2 separate regions of the Homo sapiens genome follow, and region 1 is linked to region 2. Evidence: chromatin contacts called from ENCODE Hi-C data. All regions are on one chromosome and are shown on one strand. Each heading gives the region's core, a stretch centred on a gene start or an enhancer-like site at or near the end of the contact. The rest is flanking DNA. Distances are from core to core; before and after follow the strand shown. Region 1 holds the start of CPNE8 (copine 8). Region 2 has its middle 260 kb from the start of ALG10B.

What was found. A loop is a pair of places that touch in the nucleus more often than their neighbours do. Pooled maps may share reads with other maps.
Region 1: a loop to region 2 is called in a map of PC-9, with 9 times the contacts of the local background. The contact joins the promoter of CPNE8 here to the enhancer-like site in region 2. A Hi-C loop is called at or near these places in 5 of 168 maps with a recorded cell type or tissue (Calu3, MCF 10A, PC-3 and 2 more) and 3 of 50 pooled maps.

The regions. Positions count from the first base shown.
Region 1 is chr12:38,904,326-38,907,025 of GRCh38, reverse strand. CPNE8 (copine 8) reads left to right here and starts at 1,435. Exons shown (of 20, transcript NM_153634.3): 1 at 1,435-1,589. The coding sequence starts at 1,492. It overlaps CPNE8-AS1 (CPNE8 antisense RNA 1), which reads right to left and starts at 1,314. Exons shown (of 2, transcript XR_007063275.1): 1 at 29-1,314. RefSeq lists an enhancer at 1-150 and a silencer at 1,281-1,450.
Region 2 is chr12:38,055,576-38,058,275 of GRCh38, reverse strand. No RefSeq gene overlaps it. Among named protein-coding and RNA genes, the nearest start is that of ALG10B, 260 kb to the left of the region's middle. Within about 2 kb of position 1,440, at least 2 of the 41 ENCODE cell types and tissues checked have a DNase peak (open chromatin) inside an H3K27ac peak, as active enhancers do; they include PC-3 and PC-9, where a contact is called at or near this core.

The DNA.
Region 1 (2,700 bases), core at 186-2,685, 850 kb before region 2:
CGGCAAGACTGCACCTACACACTCTCACCCGCCTCTATAGATTCTCTAGGCAGGAGGCTGCAAGTGGATTAAAATGTTACAACGCAAGGCAAGTCCTCCACCGCAAAAACTGCTCCTCCCAGACTTAGCCCAACCAGCTGGAAACTCCGTGCTTGGAGCGTTAAATCGGACGGACACCCGCCCCCTCTCCACCCTCTGCCTTCCAGCTGCGCCGCATCCTGTTCTCCGTCGCCGCCTGGTGGCGAGCTCCCGGGACCCGCAGGCGCTCGGGTGAGGCAGGAGGGAAGGCGCGGGGAACAAAGGTCCCTGCAGTGGAGGGGCGCCTCGTCTACCTCCGGATGCTTTTGCCACGACTCCGTCTTGGCACCAGTCTTGCTGCCCTGGAATGCAGTTTCCCAAACGCAGCGCTCACTCTGACTCCTCTCTGCTTTTATCCGTCAGGTCTCAGTTCTTGCGGGTGGGAGTCGGCTGAAGGAGCTGCGTTATATGGTTGTGACATCACCCTCCCCGGCCCCCATTTTCAGGTCAGAACTTTCATGCCTTTGGAAACGAGGGACCCAGAAGAGCCCTTACTGTAGGAGGAATGTCGCCGTTAGACCTCTAAGCTCCGAAGAACCAAGGGGAGACAGAATCCAGATTGCTTCCTTAAATCCCAAGTAGTATTGTTTTTTCCACCTTAGAGTCCGCCCCCCCGCCCCCACTTGTCCCATATATTGATCGGCCACTTTGCCACCGTGTTCCAAGGTTGGAGAGCGTCACAATGCCCCACCGTCCCCAACTCTCAAGTGGCCGACAGTGGGCAGTCCAGAAGCTGGGACCAGACTCATCTGCCCGAGGGCACAGTAGGAGGGACGGAGGGATCTCCCAAGAGCTCCGAGGGCGAGGTGAGAACCAATTGTGGGGAGGGGGACCTTATAACGGGGCAGTTAGGAACGGGCAGAGGTGCCCCCACCTCCAGCTTTCAACTCAGGCGAGGAAACTTCGAGACCTTCCCGTCCACACCTGATTGACAGAAGGAAGCTGTCGCGGCCCAGGAGGCGAGTGTGGGTGTGCAGAGGTGGAGACAAAACCTAAAAGCACGCAGAGCCGGCGAGGGCTTGCGGTCCTGGACGGTAGGGGTCTGCGTCTGGTGCCACCTTCTCCATCAGGCTGCTTGCTGGGTCCACCAAGCCTGACCCCTCCAGCCAGGAGGGGATCACGGAGTGTGTCCCCCGCCCGGGCTGCTGCCTGCCGGAAGGGGGCTGGGAAACCGGGATCCCCGCGCGCCACTTGCCTGGCAGCGTCAGTTTCACCCAGGACTGGCTAGCGGTTCCCTCGTGGCTCTGCGCGGAGGTCCGCCTCCTCCCTTCCCTCCCCCATCCCGCGCGCTGCCTCCGCCTCCTTCTTCTGCCTCCACCCTCAACCCCCATCCCCGCCTGACGGGAGCTAGCCCTCAGTCCGCCCGAGCTGTGGTTGTGGGCGCCGGACAAGTCCAAGGCGCCTCCTCCCAATATGGACAGCCGCTACAACAGCACTGCGGGCATCGGGGACTTGAACCAGCTGAGCGCTGCCATCCCGGCCACGCGGGTGGAGGTGTCCGTGTCCTGCAGGTGAGGACGCAGCCCTTCCCCTCTCTCCTGCCCTCTCATCTGTGGGGTTGGTAGCACTTGGAGAGCGCTCGGGGTACCACGAGGCTTTGCGCAGGCAAGAAGTTGCGCCATGAGTGGGAAATATCTCAGTAGTGGGGCTGGAGTTACCCCGGGTCAGGTGACACAGGGGAGCGGGAATTAGAAGCGGTGGGCTCCGGGACTGAGACTTTGTATTTTCTTTCTGGGAAACGCTGTAAAAGTTGGCTGGGCTGTGACTCAGCTGTGGGAACACCGGCCGCCGCCCACTTTACAAGCCGGTTTTCCGCCCCAAACCCGGGCTGGATGGTTGGGTGATGACCGGAATCGAAGGGGACAGCACTGCCAAAAGCTCTTGTGACCGCTGCACGCTTAGGCCCGGGACTTCCTCTGCTAGGCGTGTGCAAACCTGCTGTTGCTAGGGTTGGCTCCAACCCCGGCAGCTTCCTCCCCACCCACTTCCTGGAGCCTTCCAGCTTGCTTCTCCCCGACCCTTCCGGGCTTTTTGCCTTTTGCCTGATAGGTAGAGATTTCGGCCCTCCTTGCAGACGAATCTATGCCTTACCTAAGATCTGGGAAGTCACGACTTTTGTTTTGATTTGTTTTCGGGCCCACATCTGAGTGCTTGTAAAAACTGACTCTCGGCCGGGCGCAGTGGCTCAGTACAGTTTATACGCCTGTATTCCCAGCACTTTGGGAGGCCAAGGCGGGTGGATCACGAGGTCAGGAGTTCGAGACCAGCCTGGCCAATATGGTGAAACTCCGTCTCTACTAAAAATGCAAAAATTAGCCGGACGTGGTGGCACGCGCCTGTAGTCCCAGCTACTCGGGAGACTGAGACAGGAGAATCGCTTGAACCCGGGATGTGGATGTTGCAATGAGCTGAGATCTTGCCATTGCACTCCAGCCTGGGCGACAGCGCAAGACTCCATCTCAAAAAAAAAAAAAAAACAAAAAAAAACTGACTTTCAACCCTGTCCAGAGACTGTAAATTGCAAACTCGTTGTCCTGACCTTTCGGTTAGTTGCCCTGTAAATAAAGCAGCATCACCGCTATATCATAGATGATTTTGAGAAGGAGATGAGCGATGGTGCTA
Region 2 (2,700 bases), core at 191-2,690:
CAGCCACCCAAGCGGCTGGGACTACAGGAGTACACCACCAAGCCTAGCTAATTTTTGTATGTTTGGTAGAGACGGGGTTTCACCATATTAGTCAGGCTAGTCTTGAACTCCTGAGCTTGTGATCCACCTGCCTTGGCCTACGAAAGTGCTGGGATTACAGGTGTGAGCCACTGTGCCCGGCCTCATCTTTCTTTTTTTGAGACAGGTTCTCACTCTTTCACCCAGGCTGGAGTGCGGTGGCTCGAATTAGGATGGCTGCTACCTCCGCCTCCCAGGCTCAAGTGATTCTCATGCCTCGGCTTCCCTGAGTGGTCTTCCCCAGCGTGTGCCACCAGGCCTGGCTGATATTTGCATTTTTAGTAGAGACAAGCAGGGTTTAGCCATGTTGGCTAGGCTGGCCCACTAGTCTTTTTTTTTTGTTTGTTTGTTTTTAATTCATTTTTTTGGAGACGGAGTCTTGCTCTGTCCCCCAGGCTAGAGTGCAGTGTCCCGTAATCTTGGCACACTGCAATCTCTGCCTCCTGGGTTCAAGTGATTCTCCTGCCTCAGCCTCTCCAGTAGCAGGGATTACAGGCTCCTGCCACCGCGCCTGGCTAATTTTTGTATTTTTAGTAGAGACGTGGTTTCACCATCTTGGTCAGGCTGGTCTTGAACTCCTGGCCTCATGATCCACCAGCTTCAGCCTCCCAAACTTCTCGGATTACAGGCGTGAGCCACCGCCCCCGGCCTCACTCATCTTTAAGATGACAACACTGTACAGTAATTTAAGAAAACAGGATCCGTTTACCAAATCCTACACACGTTCCTTCCTTTTGGGTTTGTGTACTTTTAGTCACCAGTCAAGGAGATACGCCTCCCCCCACCTTTTTCTTTTTCTTTCTTTCTTTTTTCAATCCTCCCGCCTTGGATTCCCAAAGTGCTGGGATTACTGGGGTGAGCCACCATGCCCATCTGGCCTAAAGAGACATCCATTGAAAGTAAGAAATAGAGAGCTCCTTTCAGTGATTTGATTAATTGATTTAGAGACAGCGTCTCACTCTGTCACCCTGGCTGGAGTGCAGTGGTGTCATCATAGCTCACTCATTGCAGCCTGGACACATCTTAGCTCAAGCGATCTTTCCTCCTCAGCCTCCATAGTAGTACCTGGACCACAGGCACGCGCCTCTGTGCCCAGATCACTTTTAAATTTTTTAGAGTCTCATCACTTCGTTGCAATCCTCCTGATTCAGCGTCTCAAGGTGCTGGAATGATGAGCGTGAGCCACTTCGCCTGGCCTCAGGGGAATGATTCACAACCACAACTAGTCTACTATTTTTTTTTCCTTTTTTTTTTTTTTTTTTAGAACGAGTCTTGCTCTGTGCCAGGCGAGGCGCATCACTTTGGAAGGCACAGCACCGCGTTCCAAAGCCCCACTAAAATGCACAAAGCTTTGTTCCCTTCCTGGAGTCAGAGCTGGTGACTTCCATAGCCTCAGGCCTCTCTCCATTCAGAAGCTTTTGCAGGCACCACCCCACCAGAAGCCTGGCTGCGGTTGGCGACTGGGGGGTGGGGTGGGGCTAGAAAGTCAGTCCCCCACCTTTGCTAGTTTGGCCAGGACATACCCCGCCCCCCACCGCTTGCTCACCCTTTGAGATTCCCCGCCTCCACCGCTTTGGAAGCTGACCTTTTACTTTACTTTCTTTCTTCCTTTGTTGAGCTTGAGTAGGGGGTACAGGGGTGAGGGTGTGTGTGGGGAGGGGGTGTGGGGTGAGGACGGAGGGGAGTGTCCTAAGGCTCGATTTAGGGTCATGCCTCTTTTATCACCATCACCGAAGATGAAACCAAAAATAATTAATACCTCGTGTTCTCATCTATAAGTGGGAACTAAATAATGAGAACACTTGGGGAGAAAGGGGGACGACAGACACGGGGCTCTACTTGAGGGAGGAGGAGTGGGAGGAGAGACAGTTTCAGATAAAAACTGTCAGGTATTGCGCTGAGTACCCGGTTGATGAAATAATCCGCACACTGAACCCCCAGTCAGAAGTTACCTATATAACAATCTTGCACATGTATGCTTGAACAAGAAATAAAAGTTGAGAGAGAGAGAGAGAGAAATAAAACCAAACACCACCTCCTCGACCTGAGTCAGGGTTTATCCGGCCTTGTGGGGGACTTTCAGCGGCAATGGAAGAAAGCCACAGTTAGCCCCATGGAATATTTTCTGCCTCTTAAGGGATCAGAAACTGCAAACCACTGTAGTTTCTGAAGGGGAAAAGGGAAGGAAGGCGGGGGAGTATTTCAGTCTTTTTTTTTTTTTTTTTTTGGGAGACTGAGTGTCTTGCTCTGCTGCCCAGGCTGGGGTGCAGTGGCGCTGTCTCGGCTCACTGCAACCTCTGCCTTCCGGATTCCAGCGATTCTCCTGCTTCAGCCTTCAGTAGCTGGGATTACAGACGCACACAGCCACTCCCGGCTAATTGTTGTATTTTTCGTAGAGACGGGGTTTTGCCATGTTGGCCAGGGTGGTCTCGAACTCCTGACTTGAAGTGATCCACTCTCCTGGGCCTCCCAAATTGCTGGCATGACAGGCGTGAGCCGCCCAGATTTTAGCCTTTAAAAGCGCGTGTTCTGCCGCCTTTCACTGCGGCCCTTATGCTCTGAATGATGTGTAATTTTTGCTATAGGTCGACTTCCTGAGTCCCCTCTCCCCGTTAGTTACTC